3 separate regions of the Homo sapiens genome follow, and regions 2 and 3 are each linked to region 1. Evidence: chromatin loops called from intact Hi-C (ENCODE). Cell type or tissue: PC-3. All regions are shown on one strand. Each heading gives the region's core, and the rest is flanking DNA. Links, peaks and the distances in the headings are about the cores only.

Region 1 (7,994 bases), core at 2,047-7,046:
ATGCCCAGTCCATACCAACACCAAATAAGGTATCTTGGAATGTGATTGCATCCATATGCTTTCAGCTCATGCAATATAGGCACAGAGAACCAATTTTAGGAAACTGGCCTCAAAGGAAGGCACGGGCTCTTGATTAGATTCCCACCATTCTACTCCAGCAGCCACATATAGAGCCCTTAATATTAATTTTAATGTAAGTTGGAGGAAATTTTCCAATCTTTGAAAACTATCTTTCACCCCCCTCTCCTGGGGGCCTGTGTTATTCACCAGCTAGAAACACTAGCAGCTGGAAGCAGAAGATGGCTTGTCTAGTCCTCCTGGATGCATGCATTTAAAGAGCTGTAAGGTTGACAGAACTTTCGCCGGAGCGCATGTTTTTAACTTAGTAGGAATAATAGCTTGGTCTCATAAACTGTTGTGCCATCTTAGATTATATATTGCATGGCAAATTTTTGTTATTGGGTATTTGTCTAGTTACATCAATATTAACTAGAGTAGACCTTGAGAAAGCAGAGAAGGAAATTTTGCTTCATTTGGGCTGGAGTTTTGCTATCCAGTTTCTGAGTTCTTGCACATTGCATTTTGAGTCTGTGACCAAATGACCTGCCTCTTGCTCCAAGTAAACAAATACTGACATTCTTGCCATCCACCAGTGTCTTTCCTCTAGGGGATGACAAAACATTCGATGTGTAGCAAATATACATAGGTGCCAGCAGATAAAGAGTTTTGCCTTAGGTCATCTACCAGGAAATATTATATTTTACCTACCTATCTCCCTGTTCACTGGGAGGAATTCTGAAATCCTTAAGTAAAAGACGTTGAAACTACTAACGTGTTCCTTTGTTGTATCAATATTTCTAGTAGTCGGAATGTATGCTTTCTATTCCCAGTAATTTTATTAGGTTACTAAAAAAATATGATTTGGTTAAGAGGGAACATGAGCCAAGTGGTAGGGCTAAATCCCTTCTTCTGTCTGAGTCGTGACAATATTTTAACCGCAAATGTTTATCTTTCATCCTCAGGGGAGATGAGTAGCCTCTTTTTTGAATCATCCTCTGCAGAGTGCAGTAGATGCAAAGCAGTACTATTATCCAAATTGTTAGCTCTTACAGCCAAGCTAGAGTCTATTCACTGTTACAAAAACCCAGTGAGAAAAAAAAAAAACATGCTAAATGATAAAGAATTACAAAATCACATTTCAATTAGCTCCATTAATTTGGAAAATGGAATTTCCCTTTGTACGACTTGGAGTAATCAAAATTTACCAAATTAAGAAGAAATTCTGACATTCTGCACTACAGAAAGGATGAACCATATTGGGCTTACCATTCTGCATCCTAATTTTTAATATCTATTGATGTTGATACATATGGATCTAATTACTTTGTCTCTTTTTGAAACAGAGTCTTGCTCTGTTGCCCAGGCTGGAGTGCAGTGGTGCAATCTGGGCTCACTGCAACCTCCGCCTCCTGAGTTCAAACGATTCTCCTGCTTCAGCCTCCCACGTAGCTGGGATTACAGGTACCTGCTACCATGCCGGCTAATTTTTGTATTTCACCATGTTGGTCAGGCTGGTTTCAAACTCCCAACCTCAAGTGATCCACCTGCCTTGGCCTTCCAAAGTGCTGGGATTACAGGCATGAGCCACCACACCCAGCCTGGGTCCGATTCCTTTTAACCACTATACATTATTCAGTTGTGTGAATAAACCATGTTTTTCTTTATCCATACCTCTTTCACTTCATGTTCTTAAGTTAGTCACATCATTCTGGACCTCTGCTATAAAGGAGAGCCAGCAATCTGTATGTCCTTTTTTTTTTTTTCTTGAGACGGAGTCTTGCTCTGTCACCCAGGCTGGAGTGCAGTGGCGCAATCTCCGCTCACTGCAAGCTCCACCTCCTGGACTCACGCCATTCTCCTGCCTCAGCCTCCCGAGTAGCTGGGACTACAGGTGCCCGCCACCACGCCAGGCTAATTTCTTTTTGTATTTTTAGTAGCGACGGATGTTAGCCAGGATGGTCTCGATCTCCTGACCTGATGATCCACCTGTCTCGGCCTCCCAGAGTGCTGGGATTACAGGCATGAGCCACCGCGTCCGGCCTGTATGTCCTTTCTTCATTGGGTCGTTAAAAAGATGAACAAGACAATAATGTGAAATGATTATAACTCTTTTGTTAGAAAGTGGTACAAACATGAAAACTAATGCTATTTTCTTATATGTTATGATTTTCATCTAGAACGACAAGATTCCTTGATCATTCTTTGTTTTATTTAAGTGAATAGTAGGTAATAATCCATTTGTGAAAGTGATGGGAATGTAAAATTAGACAAATGTGATTAGCTGGGCCTTACCGCCACAAACTCTGCTCAAGATAATGCTGCCGAGACCCAAAGACAATCATTTTGTTGCTCATAAATGACAGTTTAAGCTGGTGAGTGGCTGAGGTCCAGCATTCTCCTTGGTTCCTAGATGGACGGTAAAGCTGCTTGGACCATAATTTTCCATCTTTCTTCTTGGAAAGAGTGACTGGAGGCCACTCAGTAAAGTGAACCTTGGAAATAAGACTTCTGTCTCACACAACCTGTTCATGAAAGGGAGCTATAAAAATAAACGCATATTCAGAGCCTAATGGAGACGTGGCAACAGGCCTGAGGACATGCCATCCCTGAATCCCCTCCTCTGATTCTCCTGTAGTTCTACTTAGTTTCAGAACAAGATGAATGCATCAGTTGTAGGCAAACATCAGTTGTGTGTGTTTTCTCAGCTTGTTTATTTAGAAAGTAGTTGAAGGAGATAAGAATGAGTAGCTTTGGAAAGAGCCAGCGCTAGGAAAACTGGGAAGGACATAAGAGAATAGCATTTCCACAGCTAAGATGCTATCTGGAAGCCGCCTGGAATATTGTAATGATAGTGTGAGATCATGTAGTGTTCTAATAGAAGGTGGGTCTCTCTTCGTTCCTACATACAAACTCCAAAGCAAACTCCTAGGTGGGTATGACTTAAGAATGGAGCAAAGCATTAGCATTAAATGGCAAGAAGTCTGGATTAAACATAGATGAAGAGAGACTCCCTTGTTGTTCTCACTACTTTCCTGGTTTCTCATTAAATTGGTCTGCGCTTCCCTGGGGTCCTTTGATTCTGTTTTTGCCCTCTTTTCACTAAATCTTCCTTTAATTTCCTTTGGTTTGATCTGATGACATTAGCCCTTTCCATCAGTTTCTGAGCATACCCTTTTGGCTTGTTTCCTCTTTCTCCTTAAATCTCAGGGCAGCGTTTTTCCCCCAGGGAATTCGATCTCAGTGTCTTTCAACACCTTCACTGTTGGCCTGTAGCCTCTCAGGCTGCGCTAAGCAGGGCCCTGGAGAGTCTTCCACTCTCCCTGGAGAGCTGCTTCTCTATGGGCTGTGGGACACTTGACCTCACGTGTCTCCCCACCACCCTTGTGAAAGAAGCAGCCATTAGGCCCTCTTGACATGTGTGGGAAGCACTATTCTGAGAAACACTCTAGGGACCCCACTGCTAAGTCAGTGATAGATTTTGACATCCAGAGGGAGGGTCAGCTCCCTTGAGTCTCACTTTGAGTGATTTCTAACTACTATTTCCATCATTCGAGTTTTGTTATCCAAACAGCCTTATCCAAAATGTGCTGTTATTACTACCAGTGTCATTGTTGTTTGACCTCTCAAAACTACTTATTCTAAACAACATCTCGCACACTGATTTTATATGTCAGGTCTAATACAATTTGGGGAAAAGGTTACTGAGTACCTAATCTTAACCATTCATTCTTTATGAATAGGCCCACAGTGTGTCAGATATTGTGCCGAGCAAAGATAAGAGACGGTCTCCCGGCTTAAAGATCTCACAACGTAGTCAGGAGAGCCAATCCTAAACAGACAACTGTATAATAGGGGAATGGCAATGAAAAGGGTAATAGAGAAAATTTCTTCAGCCCATTTTTGAGAGTCAGCAGTGTGTCAGGTACTGTGCCAGGCATAGTTTATATAGTCATGAACAGGACAGATAAACTTATAATTAGCAAGCGCAAGAGACAAAAGAGCAAATAAGTAACCCATTGTATAATTACAAATTGTGGAAAGTTTAGGTTTGGCTGAAGAGGGCTGGTATTAAGAAACCTACTTTAAAAGAGTAGGGAGAGTAGAACAGTGATGACATTTAAGTCTGGGAAGGAGCCAGTTATAGGAAGCATAGAAGAAAAACACATCGTACGCAGAAAGAACACCATGATTGGCAGCCCTGAGGCAGCTGAGAGCTTGGCATACTGAGAGATTAAGATGGGCGAATACAACTAGAACTAGGGCAGACCACCTAGGCAGGGCCCTGAAGATCATGAGACGGAATTTGGATTTTATTCTACAGGAAGCCTTAAAAGAATTTGTAAAATGAAAGTAACCTGACTACATTCATGTTTTAAAAGATTATTCTGGTTGCTGTGTAGACAAATAAATGCACAGAGGCAAAAGTAGATAAGGAAGTTACTGAAGTAGCTCAGGTGAAAAATGAGCATCTTGGACCAGGCTGGTGGAAATTGAGATGGAAAAGTATGGATGAATTCAAGACTATGTTTTCGAAGTAGAAAAGACAGGAATTGGATTTAAACGTAGGAGTTGTACAAAAGGAGGAGCCAAATCCCAGGTTTTGATCATCTTAGTGAATGTCGATGCTATTTACTGAGGTGACTCAGACAAGGAAAGGAACAAATTTGTGTTATGGTAGACAATTCAGGGAATAATTGGAATTCCTGGACAGCTATTCATGTCAGGATGTTCAGCAGAGCAGGGGAAATGCAAATCTGATGTTGAGAATGTAGTTTGGAGTTGATGATAGAGATTTGAGATTCATCGGCAGAACGAGAGTAGCTGAATTTATAGCTAATTATAAAACAGAGGGCTGGGGCACGGTGGCTCACACCTGTAGTCCCAGCTACTCAGGAGGCTGAGGTGGGAGGATCACTTGAGCCTAGGAATTGGAGGCTCCAGTGAGCCTTGATTGCACCACTGTGCTCCAGCCTAGGTGACAGAGTGAGACCTTGTCTCTTAAAAGATAGAAAAGAGTCTAGAGAGCGGGCCTTGGAGCCTGAATATATTTAAGAGGGAGAAGAAGAGCCAGTGGCGGGAACAGAGCAAGTGATCAGAATGGGTGAGATAATTGACCAATGTTGAACATGACCCTACCTGACTTGCCACTGATAAGCATTTTTTCCTTGCAAATAAAATTTAAAAATACTGTTTCTGAAAATGTTCAAAAAACTCTAAAGCATTACCTATGTGTAATCTGTCAAATTCATGTGGATATCTATCCACTCTGTGAGGTAAGCACGCACTAAGAGGACCATGTAAGAATCTGAGCCTCTGAAAACCAGTGTTGGGCTCCACGCTCCAGCCCAGGCAGACTTGGCTTTCATGGTATGAAGGAAATGGGACGTGTTGCTTTTTAAATAGTACTCACAGTTATTAAATAACATGATTAATAATAACGTGACCAAAGATTTTTAAAAATTCCTTTCCCACCTTTCCCCTCTCACGGGGGGTACATTACACTATCTGTTGCTGGTGGCATTGCTGCCATCCCCAAGTCCATGTTTCAACTGTGTGTGGCTTCCAGCACTTCAGTGAAATCTTATTTAATCACACATGCCATTTTATAGACCTGTAAAGAAGGGAGCACATGGCTTTTGGCAGGGGCACACTGTTCCAATGTGGTCTTCCCTATGTTTGCAGTAGGATGTTACAGCTCCAGGCTCCATGCCTTCCACCTTGTGAGTTCGCAGAAGCCTGTTCTGTGAAGAATACTTTTCGAATATGAAAGTTACCCACGAAGCATTCTGGACCAGGGGTGTGACTAAACCTCCAGCATGAGTTGGAATAGTAGCTTTCAGGGGCTTTGTTTCCACATAGTGCCTTTAAAATTGGTATTTTAAAAATGGTTATGATTGTACCACCATGTCCTTATTTATGATAATAGTAAAATTGCTACTTTAGCATTTTGTTGGTTTACAAATCTTTAAAAATGCTCAAAACATGTAAGAACTGTCATAGAATGTATGTGAGAGGAAACTTAAAACTTTGAGTTTTGAAATTTAAGCAGTTTTCTTGGAATAACGGCATTTGTGAGAATTTTCTCATTCTGCAGAGATGACCTCTTTGGGCCCACCTTGGTGTAGGCAATAACGATAGAAACTCTCGGCCGGGCGCAGTGGCTCACACCTGTAATCCCAGCACTTTGGGAGGCCAAGGTGGGCGGATCACGAGGTCAGGAGATCGAGACCTTCCTGGCTAACACCGTGAAACCCTGTCTCTACTAAAAATACAAAAAGAAATTAACTGGGCATGGTGGTGGGTGCCTGTAGTCCCAGCTACTCGGGAGGCTGAAGCAGGAGAATGGTGTGAACCCAGGAGGCAGAGCTTGCAGTGAGCCGAGATTGAGCCACTGCACTCCAGCCTGGGTGATAGAGCAAGACTCTGTCTCAAAAAAAAAAAAAAAAAAAAAAAAAAACAGTAGAAACTCTCTGTCTTTGAGACAGACCATGAATGGGGGCTCGTGGGTAGGAGAGAAAGGGCGCAGTGCCTTGGGTAGCTCAGGATATGAGTGAGTACCCTGCCCCATGGAACATTCTGCCCTCCTCTGTTCTCCCCAAGATAGAGTAGCTGCAGCATATTGTCCTACTCTTGTACCCAATGGTGAGACTCAACTAGCAAGATTGGTTCCGTGTCCAGAATCAACAACAGAGGAAAGCCAAGAAACTCAACAAACAGGAGAATTTACACCTGAAAAAACATGCTTGTAGGCAGAACAGATATTCAGAACATGTGTGTTTTATAATCTCAGAGAACTATAAGATACAGACACCTTCATAAAAAAGAATCCAGTAGAGAATATAGAAATTAAAATTTGAGTTGATGAAATATTTTTAAAAGAGAGTAAGAAATACTCAAATAATGCAACATTACTTCCCAGAAATGAAAATACATTGCATCTCTTATTGAAAGAGCCAACAGAGGCAATGAAAAATAAATGTACACATATGTGCACCCTTAATTCTTTATAATGAACCTTGAGAAATCAAGGCTTTAGAAAAATGCTGAGAGACAAGAAGCTTCTGAGCAGCAACACTGGATGCAGGAAAAAAAAATGGAGTAATAAGTGTAAAGTTCTGAGGGGAAAAATATCAGAACCTAGAATTCTAAATTTAACCAAACTGTCATTAAAGTAAATGAGAAAAGTAAATTCTTTTGAGAAACGCAGAGCCTAGAAAGATTACTAATCGTAGATCATCTTTTTTGTTTGTTTGTTTGTTTGTGACAGACTCTCACTCTGTCACCCAGGCCTGGAGTGCAGTGCTGCAATCTCGGCTCACTGCAACCTCCACCTCCTGGGTTCACGTGATTCTCCTGCCTCAGCTTCCTGAGTAGCTGCAATTACAGGTGCATGCCACCACACCTGGCTAATTTTTGTATTTTTAGTAGAGGCGGGGTTTCACCATGTTGGCCAGGCTGGTCTCGAACTCCTGATCTCAGGTGATTCACCTGCCTTGGCCTCCCAAAGTGCTGGGATTACAGGTATCTCACAGATCTTCTCTTGAAGTTGTACTTCTTCAAGTTGAAAATGAATCTAGGAAGAAGTGGAGTAGCAAAAGGTATAATGAGCAAAGACATTTATAAAATAATGGTTAAAGCATTACTAATAAAATGTAAAGCATTTGTGTTTGATAATGTGGAAATAAAATTGCAGGTGATATCAAAATGGGATGAGGCATTGGATGTGACCGTAGAATTTAGGAGGAGAATGAAAGGAAAAGCAAGCCTCCCTTATATTGTTCCAGGTTAGGGTATTGAGATATAATAAGCTGTAGATAACCTTAAAATCACAGGTATAATGGGTGTTAAGATTTAAGTATTAGCCGGATGTGGTGGCTCATGCCTGTAATCCCAGCACTTTGGGAGGCTGAGGCAGGTGGATCATGAGGTCAGGA
Region 2 (7,994 bases), core at 1,333-6,332, 160 kb before region 1:
AAAATCACACTCATCATAAGTATAATGCGGTAGAAAACAGGCTGTAGAGACAGGGGAAGAAATGAGACATCACGGTGTTAAATGGAACATAACATTGTGCCTAACACTTTGAGCTTTTAAATGTCATTCACCCCCTTGCCTGGCCATGTTCCCACGTAGCTGCAATGTAAGAATGATACTGAATGTGGCAGTACCATCTTAGAGGATTACTACTGATCCTGTCTTAGCGCTGAATTCACCTCGACAGAGAAACCTCTAAAAGATGGGTCATAGTAGTGCAAAATGCTGTAGTGTTGATGAAAGAGGTTAAACTTTTACCTCAAGAAATTTGAACACTTGAGTCTCTTTAAGACGTGAGTAATGCTTTAGATACTTTTCGGACTCATTTTACTCTACTTTCTGTGATAATGTCTTTTTTCAACAGAGAGAGATTTTGTTGCAGACAGAATCTTGCTGTGGAAGCCCAACTTTTATGTAACATTATATTAGTGTTCACTTATTTTACAATTTTTAATTCATCTAACATATATGTTTCACTTATAATATCAATCTTTAAGAGGTTTTTTCGATGAGATATAATTTTACATGTAATAAAAAAATTGCTGTTCTAAGTGTACCATCTGAGGTTTCACCAAAAATGTGCAGTCATGTAAACATACTACAATCAGGATGTAGAACATTTCCATTACCGTAAACAATTTCCCTGTGTCCATTGGAAGACAACCCCTCTTCTGATCTCAGGCTCCTGGCATCCATTGATGTTTTCTATCAGTACAGTTTTGATTTTACCAGAACGTCATATCCATAGAACCATGCAATATATAGTCTGTTGAGTCAGCTCCTTTCACTTAACAGAGTGCATTTGAGACTCATCCATATTGTTGGCATCTACCTGAAATCCATTTCTTTTTACTTCTGAGTAGGATTCTACTTGGTGCACTTTCCGCAGTTTTATTTTTTCACCAGTTGAAGAACGTTTGGGTGGCTTCTAATTTTGGGCAATGTATTCATCAGGGTTTTCCGGAGAAACATAAGTAATAGGATGTGTGCGTCTATGTGTGCGTGTATACGTAAAATATATAGATATATATTAATGTGAATATTTTAAAATGTATATGAAGAGATTTATTATGAAGAATTGGCTTACATGATGATGGACGCTGATAAGTTCCAAAATCTGCAGGGTAAACTGGAGATCTAGGAGGGCCGACAGTATAGCTGTGGTCTGTGTCTAGAGGCCTGAGATTCAGGAGGGCTGGGGGTGTAGTTCCTGTGCAAAACCTGGCAGACTCAAGACCCAAGAAGAGTTCAGGTGTAAAGACAGGAAAGTCTTTATGTCCCAGTTCGAAGGCCACTGGGCAGGAGGAATTTTTTCTTAGTAGTGGGAGAGTCAGTCTTTTCGTTCTATTGAGGCCTGTAACAGATTGCATGAGGCCCACCTACATTAGGGAGGGCAATCTGCTTTACCCAGCCTCCAGATTTAAATGTTAATCTCATCCAAAACACCTTCACAGACACATCCAGAATAATGTTTGGCCAAATAACTGGGCACCCTGGGGGTCAGTCAAGTTGATACATAAAGTTAACCATCACAGGCTATTATTGATAAAGCTACCAAAAACATTAGTATATGGATTTTCATATTAACCTATGTTTTTGTTTCACTTGGGCAAATGTGTAGGAGTGGGATCGATAGTTGATATGGAAAGTGTGTGTTTAACTTTATAAGAAATGGCCAAACTGCTTTCCAAAGTGACTGTACCACTGTCCATTCCCATCAGCAATCTGAGAGTTCTAGTTGTTCCACATTCTCACTAGCATTTGGTATTGTCAGGTTGGTCTGTTTTCTTCTCTCACTCCTCCCTCTCCTCCCTCCTCCTAATAGGCGTGCAGTGATATCTTATGTGGTTTTAATTTGTGTCTTCCTGTTGAGATGACTAGTGATGTTGAACATCTTTTTATGTGCTTATTTGCTATTCGTATATCTCTCTTGGTAGATTATCTGTTCAGATCTTTTACCTATTTTTGGAGCGTGGAGGGAATTTTTTTTTCCTTATTTTTGTTTTAACTGAATTCTCTCTATGCTCTGGAAACAAGTCCTGTGTCCGTTATTTGTTTTCCAACATTTTTTCCCTGTGTGGCTTAGAGACTTGCAACAAACAGAAAATTTTAATTGTGAAAGGGTCTGTCTAATTGATCAGTTTTTAAATGGATCATGCTGTTTTAAAAATGAATTTTTTAGTTGACAACAATTGTATATGTTCATTGTGTGCAATATTGTGTTTTGATATGTGTATACGTTGTGGAATGCCTAAATCAAGCTAAGTAACATATCCTAAATGAATCATGCTTTTGCTGTCCTGTGCTAAATGAATCATGTTTTTGATGGCATATGTAAGAACTCTGCCTAATCCAAGGTCCTAAGTATATTCTTCTGTGTTTTCATTAAGATGCTTTTTTGAGGACAACAAAGTTGACTGAAAAGTTGACTCAAAGGCTGTTGAGTCTTATGTTAGCACAGAATGTAATAATAATAATAATAATAATTATTATTATTATTATTATTATTATTTGAGATGGAGTCTTGCTCTGTTGCCCAGGCTGGAGTGCAGTGGCGCGATCTCGGCTCACTGCAGGCTCCGCCTCCTGGGTTCACACCATTCTCCTGCCTCAGCCTCCCGAGTAGCTGGGACTACAAGTGCCTGCCACCGGCTGGGACTACAAGTGCCTGCCACCGCGCCGGCTAATTTTTTTCGTATTTTTAGTAGAGACGCAGTTTCACCTTATTAACCAGGATGGTCTCAATCTCCTGACCTCATGATCCACCCGCCTCCGCCTCCCAAAGTGCTGGGATTACAGGCGTGAGCCACCGCACCCAGTCAGAATTTAATTAATTTGAATGTAATATTTTAGTTACAGAAAATCTTAAAAATCACATTTTACAAAATAGTTACAAATGGAAACATTTTTTGAAAAAAAATTTCCTTTTAAAATCCCAGGGTTTGAATAGAATTGAATAAAATAAAAGAGCTCTAAAATTAAACATGAATTATAAGAAATGTATTTCATTCTTTTTTGAGACACAGTTTCACTCTGCTGCCCAGGCTGGGGTGCAGTGGCACGATCTCTGCTTACTGCAACCTCCGCTTCCCGGGTTCAAGCAATTTCCATGCATCAGCCTCCTGGGTAGCTGGGGTTACAAGCACGCATCACCACGCCCGGCTAATTTTTTGTGTGTTACTAGTAGAGATGGGGTTTTGCCATTGGCCAGGCTGATCTTGAACTCCTAACCTCAGATCCGCCTTCCTTGGCCTCCCAAAGTGTATATGCATGAGTCTGAATTTTAAAAGAAGAAAAAAGAAAAGGAAGGAAAATAGACCAGTTATAATTTTCCCTAATCAATGAAACCATTTTAGAGACATAGATTCAGGAAATCAGAGAAAATTTGGTATTCCAAAGACTGAAATAAAACAAAACAAAACAGAAAATGGTTAACCAAGTACCCCAGTAGTAGATCTGCTGATGGTATATAAATGTGTAAAATTTTTGGCATAATACTGTACAGTTTTAAAAATCACAATATTTAAGATTAAATGTTCTTTTAATATAGTGTGAAAACTGAGTTTACAGAACTGAAGCACCTCTTTGGATCCCTAGAAAACCTGGTTTGTAAAGAAAATAAAACCCAGATATATAAAGCAAGTTTAAGGTTACATAGCAGCCTTATGCAGAGCTAAAGCCAAGTGCTGTGACCCTATTTTAGGTTTTTGTTTTTTTTTTTTTCAAACTGACCTAGACACTCAAATTCTAGCAGAAAATATTTCTCTTTGGGTCCATTTCTTAAGGAATTAAGATTATATTCAATTTTGTGATCCCTTTCTGGCATCTTATGTCTTGTATAACGAGTGTGCCTTTTGGCTAGGGTGAGCAATTTTTGGAAATTTAAAACACTTCCCCTCCTAGCTTCTTTTAGAGGAGGCATCCTAAGCCAGAACCCAAATCATAAAGAAAGACAAGCAAACCCTCTTTGTTTGTTTGCCCTGTCGATTTGCCTATAACGTAAAACCCATTCAATGGCAGATTTCTCAAGTGACTAATCCCTGGTAAAACTCAAAGTGGCAAGGAGAAGGTGATTGTGATCCATGCATGCATCATCGGTCATTTGTTTAAGTAATGAAAGTGGAAAGCCAAATACCTCCTTGCTTACTTGCAAAAATTAATTCAGGGAGGTTGGTTTATGCATGGTTGGGCTTGGAGTAGCATTCTGCTCATGGGATACAGTGAACACAAATGACTTTGGTATGCTTTTGCTGGATGAATCAAATGCATTTGATGGTAGGTCCTGGGTTTTCTTCAGTTGTCAAGGAAAAAGTTATGTCTGAATAATAATAGTAAAAATAATAGCACTGTAAAACTCACACCAGCTCAGTTGTCCTGGAAATTCATCATAACTTACAAATATATTACTGTTTCTACCTAGAATGTGAGCTTCTGAAAGTATGAATGGTTTCTTTTTTTTTTTTTTTTTTTTTTTTGAGACAGAGTCTTGCTCTGTTGCGCAGGCTGCAGTGCAATGGCACAATCTCCGCTCACTACAAGCTCCGCCTCCCGGGTTCACGCTGTTATCTTGCCTCAGCCTCCCAAGTAGCTGGGACTACAGGCACCCACCACCACGCCCGGCTAATTTTTTGTATTTTTTAGTAGAGACGGGGTTTCACCATGTTAGCCAGGATGGTCTCGATCTCCTGACCTCGTGATCTGCCCACCTCAGCCTCCGAAAGTGCTGGGATTACAGGTGTGAACCACCATGCCGGGCGAATGGTTTCTTATTTTCCACAGGATCTGGTACTTTGCAGATGCTCATCAAAGCTTGTTTGAGTATTGGCTGGTAGGGAGGCCATCTTTGTTGTGATGAAAACCTGTTTGCATTCTACCAGGTTTATACAGCACCACTATGAAGAGTAAGCTCATAGCAGAAGATGTATCACCAACCACTCCTCTGAGCCCCTTCTTGCTCCCAGAGAGCTGTATCATTTGTAAAGTTGCGGGAACTATTTTTCTAGTCAGTACTCCTAGAGTCTTATGTATAAGTTTCATCTTTTACACCAGAAAGAACTCAACAGCTGGCCCCTTTTTATATCAACTGACTCCATTTGATAATTCTATATAATTGACCTAATATCATTTTTTCATTTCCTACCGAATTCCAATTTAAGACATGTACTAAATGTTGGGAGTATGTAAGGCAAACCTGACTGAGGAATCCGCATCATGGTTTTCAAAATGATACTGTTGTGCAGGTGGACATTGGCCATGGGATAGTATCCGTTTATAGACAAGTGTGTGAGGCATCTAGAGGGAAATATTAAAATGATTAATTAATTGGAGAACCCCAGTTTGTCACAGTGTATTAAGGACCTGGGTTTATCATCTGTTTCTTCTAAGCTTGCATATACTCTAGAATGTGTAATGCCTCATTGGACTGGCTGCAGCTTCAGTAGTGATAATAATAATACAACATAAAATTGCAAGTTCTCTCTTTTAATAGAGAAGGAATTAGTATGTTGGCTCATTGCCTAAAATGTGCAGTCTTAGTTTTGCTCATTGGGTTTAGAACTACTTTTTGGAAAAATAGAGTCTGAAAGTCATTTCCATGGATATATATCCATTTTGTGACTTATATTTTGGATATTAATAATTTAGAAATAAAATATTACTGAAGTTCCCCGATGAGTAATAATGCCTTTTATTTCATAAAATGCACTCTGGCTACAATTTTGTTTTGTGTCTCAAGTATAAACCTCAGTGCAGATTTCAAACATCTGTTTTACTTTCCTGCTACTTCCTTGGATGACTATCCATGGTTATATTTGCTGATTTTAAAGGTGTATTCCTTAAAACTTGTAATTAACTATCACCTTTCAAAATTAATGAATAGGCTGGGTGCAGTGACTCACACCTGTAATCCCAGCACTTTGGGAGGCTGAGGCAGGGGATCACGAGGTCAAGAGATTGAGACCATCCTGGCCAACATGGTGAAACCCTGTCTCTACTAAGAATAAAAAAATCAGCAGGGCGTGGGGGCATGCATCTGTAGTCCCAGCTTCTTGGGAGGCTGAGGCAGGAGAATCACTTAAACGTGGGAGGCGGAGGTTGCAGTGAGCCGAGATTGTGCCATGCACTCCAGCCTGGTTACAGAGACTCTGTCTCAGAAAAAAAAAAAAAAAGAATAATTGTATCTAAATTGCATACTTATCACTGGTTTTCAGAGTACCTTCTTGAATCTGATTTTGTGTGAACATTTGCATTCATAATGAGGCTTGGGACTATCTGTTTATATTGCTTAGATAATACCATGCTTTAAGCTCTTATGAAGCTTTTATGAATAGAGATGTGTTCAAAGAAGCTTTGAAACAAAGTGATACGAGAGTCTTGGGTGTGGAAATTACTAATGTTTTAGAACTACAGGAAATCTTAATGACTAAGTATTTTAAACCTCTCATTTCAGACATATATAAAATGAGGCTTAGAGGAAATTTGAAAATTGGCTAAGAGCAAGTAACTAATGATTGAGATAACCAGGAATAGAACTCAAGTCTTTGAACCCAATGCTTTTTCCACCTGAGAGCCAAGAAACTTCAAATCAATTATTTACTTAATCATTCCATATCTTTTTCAGGAGGATGGAGGGCAAATATTTTGAGGAAAGCATCTGTGACTAGAAAGTATCTTTTTTTGTGTATTGGCATACTGACTTCCTAAAATATATTGCATGGGAAGGATTATTAATCATTGAGGATCAGTGATAAGGTGGATAGTAGATTTAGTCTATCTCTTATTGGCGATTTACTTAATTCCTCATTGCTTCTCTTTCTTCATCTGGAAAACAGCCACAATACCAGTATTCTCACAGATTGTTGTTATAATTATATGCATTGATGTAATGCAAATGCATTGTAAGAGGTGGAATGTAGTTTTACTAATTAATTATTATGAGTTAGTATTACTGGATATCAATTTAGGGAGTCATCTGATATTCAAAATATTAAGGCAGAAAGAGCATAAATTTTTATATCAGCCAGGATTGAAATCCCCTTGTTACTATTTTTCAGCTGTGGGATCTTATACAGATTAACGTCCCCCAGAATGTCTGCCTTGCAGAGTCACAAGGATGAAGGCTAGCATAGTGCCTGGAACACTCACGCCATGTTGGTTTGGATTCTCTTCTTGTGTTTCTCGAGCATCAGCATGGCAGGTGATTACTTGAGGTCAGCACCATTTTTACACAGGTGTACTCTCCAGCATTGCATTCATTGGGTTTTACTCGGAGTCAGCTTCATATCAATTACTCTTTACCCCTTCTTTTCCTGCCCTGTTTCTCTATTTCTTTATCCCTCCCAGCAAGTTCTAATTACAGAAATGTGTCAAATGTGCCTCATGTTTCTAAGTGTCCTTGACATGGCCTTTTGGTTGTAACTTGATGTGCTTACATTTCTGATAAGGACAAAAAAATTATAATAGTTAATTAAAACCAGCTTTTGTTAATTTATGGGTTCTCATCAAACCCAATGCCATTCTCTTCATTAATAGAAACTTTTGTTTTTACAGTGGCTAGTATAAGCCAATTAACTAAGGGATTATTGAAGTCTCTGGACAGCCTTCAAAAAGAAAACAGAAGAAACTCGTATGCATGTCCAAAGCCATAGAATCGCCATCTCCTTGCCTTACCTAAGCATTCTGTAAGAACTGAATCCCATTCCTTCGAGGCATTTTGTGCTCACAAGCCTCACTTTCCTTTCCTTTCTTCTGCTCACGCTGCACTTTTCAGAGGTGACAAAGCTTTGTTGAGCCTCCATGCAGCCCCCAGGAACTGCCTAGCTTTCCCCAGCCTAGGGATGTAGAATTTGGAAGAGTCCCTGGAAAAGACTGACTGACTTAAGTTGTACAGCAGATAACCTGATTTTTTATTGGCCCTGGCAGCACCACCTAGAGAG
Region 3 (7,994 bases), core at 998-5,997, 93 kb after region 1:
TTGTCACATTCTCATTAGTTTTATGGAGGAGAGACTCTTTGGGGGACCAGGGAATCTCAAGCATTGTTGCTGACATCCTCCCACATTCTTCTTTTTTTTTTTTTTCTTAAGCTTGAAATGCTCTTCCGTGTCAAGTCCCACTCACACCTTTCAGGCCTTGTATTTTTCTAATGGGTGTGGCTTTTCTGAGAACACTTTCTCCTTGGTACTTGCTTCCATTCTCCCCCTCCAAGTCCAAGAAGGCCATGACAAAAAGAGAGGTGGCCAAGAGGCTTTGACTGAATGCTTCAGATCTTGGGTTCCTGATGATGCAGCTATAATCTCAGGGTGGCCTTAATCGCTAGATGTGAACAATCTAGTTAGATCTATTTTTAGAGTGCTGTGTTATGTTCTTAAAAGAACAAACCGATAAAAGTTGCTCACAGTTTTGCATAATGTTTAAGGACCCAGTGCCACAGTAAGACCATATAAGTTCACTGCTTTCTAGCAGTGATAATGGTACCTACCTCACTGAGCTACCGTGAAGATTGAGTGAGAAACAATTCAAAGAAAATCCTTAGCACAGTGTCTGGTGTAACCATCCCATACATAGCTGCTGGGATTTTCATTATCATCAGAGCACCCATACCTAATAGAAATCTTGTATTATATATCTAAGTAGAAAGGGACCTCAGAAATTGACAAGTTCACAATTGCACACCAAGGGCAGTGACTTACTCTACTTCACATCCCTATTAAATGATATCTAGCCTGTGGTTTAATATTTCCAAGGACAGGAGTTCACTATCTTTTAAAGGTACCTCATGGTATTGCCAATCACTCTTACCACTAGGAAGCTTTTCCTTCTACTGAGCCCCAAATCTTTCTCCTGCTTTTCCCCTGGAACACCCTGAAATGAAGATATTATCATTTCTGTGTGATGGTCCTTCCATCTCAGGGCCTCCCTTATAACACTCTATAGTTCTTCTTTCTAGTTGTGCTCTAGGGAAGAGGCTGGTACTTCCGATTGCAGACCAGCTCTCCCTTGCCACAACCTGAAGTGTCCTACGGAAATCAAGCAGGGTCTGAAAGGCCTAGGCAAAAGGAATAAATTCCACCAAAGATCACAGGCTATCCAATTCTCTTTTCTACCTCCCTTCCCATGATAAGTGCATCCCTGCTCCACCTCTGCCCTAGGAACACTACCAAACACAAACGCACGCTCACACACACAGAAAGAATAGGTTTAATTTATTAGTTGCTCTTTAGCAAAGGCTATATAGAACATTATTGGGGTGAAAATTAAATTCTAGTTACAGATTCATGAAACTTGAAGCCAAATTAGTTTTATGAGACTATCAACTCCCCTTTCATCCTCCTACACAGCAAGGTACCTCATAGTCTATATAATTCTTTGCCGTTTTTAAATGATTTAAGCAGACATAATACATAATGCAGTTGATATTAAATATCTTGAGGAATGTCAATAGAACTACTTTCACTCTTAGGCATTAACTGATCACTTATAAATGTTCTGTTTATCCACTTTTCATTTTAGATTTTCTCCTTAAAAGGACTTTATGTGTGAACTAGTCATCATTATCTGCTATTCGTTTGTATACATGCATCGTAAGTCTTCCAAAATAACATTTAAAGTCTTTCTTAATATTGCTTTAGAAATGTTAACCTTTAAGGAACATTCAATTTAAAAAATAAAGATTCAGGCACTGACTCAGGAAGACATGTTCAGCTGGGTCAAGATTTTGTTTCCCCTGACCAGATAAAAGACTCTAACAACATACGGTGTGTCAGCTTCTTCTTTGCCCAACTCAGAGAAAGTCATATAAAGGAGAAAAAGAAAACATGCTTGAAATCACAGTGACCAAAGGATTTGAAGTAATAATTACATTAAATAACCATAACTTTTCATTTAACTATTCACATTCCACACAGTGGAAATTATCCTCTCCTCCAGATTTTTCACTTACACTCTTAACTTTGAAGACCTACAGTAACAAAAAACAACTTACAGACTTCCAGGATGTGTGTTTTTTTCTTTTAATGCCAAGCACAAAGTGTACATCATAAAATTCATATTTGGTGTTTGGCATTATTTTAATAGGTATGATCAAGACCACAAATATCTTGCCATAAAAATATTCTACTATAATAATGAAAAAATATATCATTACATCATCAGTGACTCGAATAAAATATGGTATAGATATGGCATTTTCAATGAAAGTTGGAAGACACACCACATTTGTACTAGTCTTAATATAGGCACAGTAAGAAGAACAGATATTTCCCTCTTTGGCTAGTGATATGCTTTTAGGGTAGTTACGCTGCTGATTATCCCAGTGAAGTTAGTGTTGAGGAAATTCTCTTTACTTGAGCCAAATCTGCACTTATGTGCAAGACTGTGGTACAAGCTCCTAAAAGAAGATTACTGCTGCCAACTTAAGTCATCTCCGTTAACGAAATTGCATTCTTGTGGCAGAGTTAAAACAACAAGAGAAATTCAGTGTTTGCTGGTTCTGAATGTCATTTTTCCTCCCTGGTGTGGTTTTACATTTTCAGCTTCTTTCCCTTTTCTTCTCTCCCACCCTCAAAATTCTGCCTTAGCATTTGTGTGCTTAATTAAATCCACTCTGTGCTTTATTGTTGGAGAATGTGGACAATACAAAGATTTGGGGTGGGGTCATACAGTGTATACAAAACACACACACTATGTGTTTGGACAAATTCGCCTAGCGTGAGAATCATCAGTAGTGAGTTTAAAAGTTTGAAAATCAGACCCAACATTTTGGGTGTTTAAAATATCTCCCGCCTTGAAATGGCTCCTGTTTAGTTGTTAGATGGGAGAGCACTGGATCAAAACAAAAACGAAATAAAAACAGCTTCTCGAGTTGCAAGGGTTCTCTGAATGCCAGAGCCTTGATCGGCAACTGAATCTCAAGTCTGCAGTGTTTGTTTTCCATATTACATAGGACTTGGCTAGGAGGCTGAGAAGATACAAGGCAAAAAGAGTATTCAGGGAGTTTGTATATAAAACCTCAGGCTTGAAGAAAACAGGTTAACCAAATCCAAAGTACAATAAAGTTCACCCACCCTGCACTTTGGCCCTTAGATCAATCCTAAGTAGCCATTGCCAGTAGGCCAAGTTTAATCAGAGGACAGTGCCTACCAGTAAATACTGAATAGTTACAATAGTTATGTCCATCCAACCAGTAGCAGATGAACAGCTAATACATCATGATGCTATGCTCTCCTAACAGGGTCCCCTCAGATCCTCAGTGAGCACATAAAGAAAGGGAGGTCATATCCCTTACATCTCTACCAGGTATTAACACCTAACTACTCTCTAGCCAGAGGCAATTCCCTTTATTTCCTTACTCTCGTCGTCTTCTCTTTAGCCCAATCTCCTGACAATAGTTAAAACAAAAAGACCCCCAAAATATCTCTTGCTAAAACAGAGTAGTCCCTAAACTCTCTCATCTTAGACTACTGTCAGGTACACTCAGCAGAGGCAGGATCTTTATCAATCAAGTTAGTGGCTCTCAGAAGCATTATGGGAAATAGTGGAATGGAAATGAGCTGACTATAACCACGATAAAGGAAAGGTATTAGGAATTTCAGCCTCTGAGGTTTTTGATTAATTCCCACCCCTATGCAGAGAGTTCTAAACTACCTCTCTTTTCCACCTGAGGGACAAAGCAGAGGAGTTGGTTTGGTTTAGCTAACTTGCTTGGGTCCGAACATAGGAGTGGTCAGTATTTATGTTTTCAGTTTGGTGTTAGGTTTGAGCAGATTGCAACGGCCAAAGTTAATCACTTTCTGGCAATCTCATTTCTCCTCTGTTCACTTGGGTTCTGTTAAATACTAGGAAAAGACTTTCTCAGAAGCATCAGCCTGTGTTCTGGTATTGGCCTTTCAAGCTTCTGCAATGTCCCTACTGACTTTTGCTGGACCTGATTTGGCCTCACCCTCCACCCTCCCTTTCTCACTCCACTATCCTGCTTGTCCTTGCCCACACCAGCCTCTCCCAGAGTCTGGAGGGTCTTCACAAAATGAAAAACATTTGCATCATGGTTAAGTGAATTAATTTAGGAACCTTGGCAAACAAGAGATTAGACTGACATAGTCACTATCAACTTAAGAAGAGATGGATTGTGAGGAGGAGGAGGAAAGGAGGATGCAAGCACAGGTTAAAAGGACTTTTCCATGTCGAATGCAGCACTAAAACAGGTCTCTTGCCCTCAGAGGAGCCTCTTCCATGAACATTCATTCCGAAAGGAGATTCTGGTCCCCAGGAGGGCACAAAAACACAAAGTCAGAACCAGACCACGGCCCCGCCCCTTTAGATGTGAGCCGGGGTGAGGTGGGTTTCTGGTACATCCCCATTAAAGCAGATATGTTTACAAAATAGGGAGTGCTCTCTAGCAGAGACTGTGTTTTCTCTGGTGTCTAAAAACACCCACAGGCACCCATCCACACTCATGCACACGAACTACGCACAAGCAGGCTCCTGCCAGGAGGCAGCTGGGGGTTCTTCTGGCCTCTAGGTTTAAGCCAAGTAAGAATCTGGTTGTTTTAGGTCTGGGACTTCCTGGGGCTGCATTCCTAGGACATGCTGGGTGCACCTGGATTTGGCTTAATCCAAATCGATGGATATGCAACGACACTGCTTCACACGTGTGACTCTCTTCTTCTTGGTAGGTGGCTGTAGTTCAGGGCAGTTGAGTGTGACCATCATGGTAGTGAATTTCTTGGGCTTGCAGAAGGAGCAGGACTGAAAGGAACCTTCCTCCTTCCGGATGTGCCTGGGGATGTAGAAAGAGTTGCACTGGCCGTAACAGAAGCGGTTGATGATGGTGCGACTGTTGCAGCCTTCCTCGTGGATGGTCTGCTTAAGCGGCTGGGTTTTGCACCAGTCTCGCTTCAGGTATTTGCGCTCCGTCACATGCAGGGCCTCTTGGCTGGACTCCAGCACCTCCTCCCCGGGCATGGCAGTGCCCCGCCCTTGGCCCCGCCCCCGGTTCCTGGAGCCAGGCTGCTGGGGCGACTGAGTCTGCTCTGAGTCATTGTGCTGGGCCTTGTCTGGCGGGGGGATGGCACCTTGGGACCCTTTCTTTTTCCCTTCAGCAGCCGGCAGCAGGGTCCCCAAGAGGAGAAGCAGGGCTCCCACCGTGTAGGCTGTGCGGCTCATACTAAAGAAAGGAAGCACAGAGAGGGGAAGACACAAAACATGGCAAAGTTAATTTAAAAATTAATAATAATAGCACCTAGCATTTAAACGCACCGTTAAACACTTAACGTGAAATATTCCATTTACTTCTCACAGTACCTGTATGAATTAGGTACTATTATCTCCATGACCCAGCCATCAATCCATGGAGTAACTCACCCAGAGTCCCACAGTGACTAAGTCAAGGTTTAAACTCAGCCAGGGCCTAGCTCTTCTCTGCACCTATTCTCACAAGAACTTCTTCCTGGCCTCTGGCACCAACCACATTTGTCTTTGTATTACGTTCACTTATTGAGGGGAACTTATTTTCTATTTTGTTTTACAGCAAGATGAATTAACCTCTCTGCTCAGAGGACTTCATTCCTCCGGAAACCTCCCAGTCTTTTCTCCCCAACTAGCCTGAGGCTTCCTGAGCTGTGAATGCTTATGAGACTTTGCATTTTTATCATATGTGGAAGGAGAGATTCATGGAGACCAGAAGGCATTTGACAGAGGGAAAACAACAAAACAGGAAAGGTCGCGCTCCTGGTGCAGTAACTTGCTATCTGATCTTAAAGATGTCACTTTGTCTCTCAGTAAATCACTCCATTTAAGCAAAGATACCAATACTTCGTCTCCCCAGGTACGCTGTTCAGATCCAACTCGATGTCAATGTGACAGCAATTGGAGAACTAACCAAATGTGTGGCAGTACTGCAGATGGAATGAAAGACAGTAGCGTGTAGGTGACGTGACTCATGAGGCTTCACCTCTCACTTATTCTCATCTTGAAACTGGGCACAGATACTCAATGTATCACTTTGTACCACGATATACATTTTTCTACCTTTTAAATAGTGAAATATGTCATTCACATGTGTCTGTGTATATACAATTTAAAAGGTAGAAAAATGGGCATGATAGAACAAGTATGTGCAAATATTTACATTAATAAATGGCATGGGCATGCTGAATAAATTAGTGGCAATGGATTAGTGGATGGGTCAGAAGCTAGATATGGGTCTGAAAGGGCAGTGATATGTGAACAATGGCAAAAAATAACAAGGAGGTGAGGTGAGGGAAAACCGACAAAAAATAGGAAACCATAGACAGAGAGAGAAAAGAATGAATGAAGTGAAGAATGCAATTCAGAGAAAGGGGAACTCTTCTACAAGTTGAATGTTCAGGGGAGGTAGTAAAGGCAGACAGAAAAGGCGGAAGAAGAGGGAAAGGTGGAGAAGGAGCAGCATATTTTTAAAAAGGAGAGTGCAAGAGAGAAGCCTCAGACAGACTAAAAAGATTTTCCTCCTGGGACAGTGCTTCTTAGACTTGAAAGTGCAGACAATTGGCCGGGCGCAGTGGCTCACGCCTGTAATCCCAGCACTTTGGGAGGCCCAGATGGGCGGCGGATCACGAGGTCAGGAGATCGAGACCATCCTGGCTAACACGGTGAAACCCCATCTCTACTAAAAATACAAAAAAATTAGCCGGGCGTAGTGGCGGGCGCCTGTAGTGCCAGCTACTCGGGAGTCTAAGGCAGGAGAATGGCGTGAACCCGGGAGTCAGAGCTTGCAGTGAGCCGAGATCGCGCCACTGCACTCCAGCCTGGGTGACTGAGCGAGACTCTGTCTCAAAAAAAAGAAGAAAGAAAGAAAGAAAAAAAAAAAGAAAGTGCAGACAATATCTGGGGATATTGTTAAGATGCAGATTATGATTCAGCAGGTCTGCCTTTTTATTAAGCTTTGAGTAGCAAGGCCTATAAGCACTTGCTGCCATGGGGCACGGAGAGAATTATTAAAGTGTGGAGGGATTTTCTTTTCAATGGATGCAGTTTCAAATTCACAGTCTCCCTCCTGCGGCCATCACAACAATCGGACCTGAATCCTGAAGGTTCTCCTGTCCCACTCCTGTGGTTTTCTGAACCTAAGAACACAGCTGTGTAGCAAACATTTTCCTTCTCTCTTTGGAATACCAGTATTACACATAATAACCACTAAGTGCAACTTAACAGTAACATTATTTCTCCCACCAAAACTGGACAGGTTGGTATTATTAGAGCAACTACCTTGCGCAAAGGCAGTGTAGGATCTAGATTTTCTAATGAACAGCACATGGTAAGTAAACACCATTCAACTCTAGGATAATGTCAAATTAAAATAATTAAATATTGAATTTAAGATATCTTTAAATGGCACCATCTTTCCAACATTAACCTAGTACTTTTAGACCATTATAAGTTCGGAGCTGATAATGTGACATTCAGCTTCTGCTCCAACTGTAGGTTTCCCACCTTTGGTCAGTGTATGTTACAACATCCCTGCTCTTTATGCAGAGCTTTTGTTTTACCCCAACAACAAAAAAATTACTTTACTTTGTCTTTTAAAAAAAAGCACTTATACTATACCATGCTGTTTTTGTTACTGTAGCCTTGTAGTATAGTTTGAAGTCAGGTAGCATGATGCTTCCAGCTTTTTTCTTTTTGCTTAGGATCGTCTTGGCTATACCGGCTCTTTTTTCAGTTCCATATGAAATTTAAAGTAGTTTTTTTCTAATTCTGTGAAGGAAGTCAGTGGTAGCTTGATGGGGATGGCATTGAATCTATAAATTGTTTTGGGCAGTATGGCCATTTTCATAATATTGATTCTTCCTATCCATGAGCATGGAATGTTTTTCCATTTGTTTGTGTCCTCTCTTATTACCTTGAGCAGTGGTCTGTAGTTCTCCTTGAAGAGGTCCTTCACATCCCTTGTAAGTTGGATTCCTAGGTATTTTATTCTTTGTAGCACTTG

The links. Peaks named below come from ENCODE experiments on the same cell type or tissue, not always from the same donor. Only the 100,000 strongest peaks of a DNase experiment are listed, where the experiment ranks them.
Region 2: it touches region 1 in a loop (2.4-fold over the local background); 4 of 110 quality-filtered maps call a loop at or near these places.
Region 3: it touches region 1 in a loop (2.2-fold over the local background); 3 of 110 quality-filtered maps call a loop at or near these places.

The regions. Positions count from the first base shown.
Region 1 is chr15:32,821,676-32,829,669 of GRCh38, reverse strand. All of the region lies in intron 17 of FMN1 (formin 1), which reads left to right. Among named protein-coding and RNA genes, the nearest start is that of GREM1-AS1, 110 kb to the right of the region's middle. In PC-3, for the core only: a CTCF peak has its summit at 4,629; a DNase peak (open chromatin) is centred at 4,729; H3K4me3 peaks cover 626 bases; H3K27ac peaks cover 4,108 bases.
Region 2 is chr15:32,976,097-32,984,090 of GRCh38, reverse strand. All of the region lies in intron 7 of FMN1 (formin 1), which reads left to right. Among named protein-coding and RNA genes, the nearest start is that of FMN1, 210 kb to the left of the region's middle. In PC-3, for the core only: no CTCF peak of the experiment used is centred there; DNase peaks (open chromatin) are centred at 2,350 and 4,160; H3K27ac peaks cover 2,985 bases.
Region 3 is chr15:32,727,885-32,735,878 of GRCh38, reverse strand. It overlaps GREM1 (gremlin 1, DAN family BMP antagonist), which reads right to left. Exons shown (of 2, transcript NM_013372.7): 2 at 1-5,189. The coding sequence starts at 5,188. The coding sequence ends at 4,634. Among named protein-coding and RNA genes, the nearest start is that of GREM1-AS1, 13 kb to the right of the region's middle. RefSeq lists an enhancer at 4,474-5,013. In PC-3, for the core only: no CTCF peak of the experiment used is centred there; no DNase peak of the experiment used is centred there; H3K27ac peaks cover 578 bases.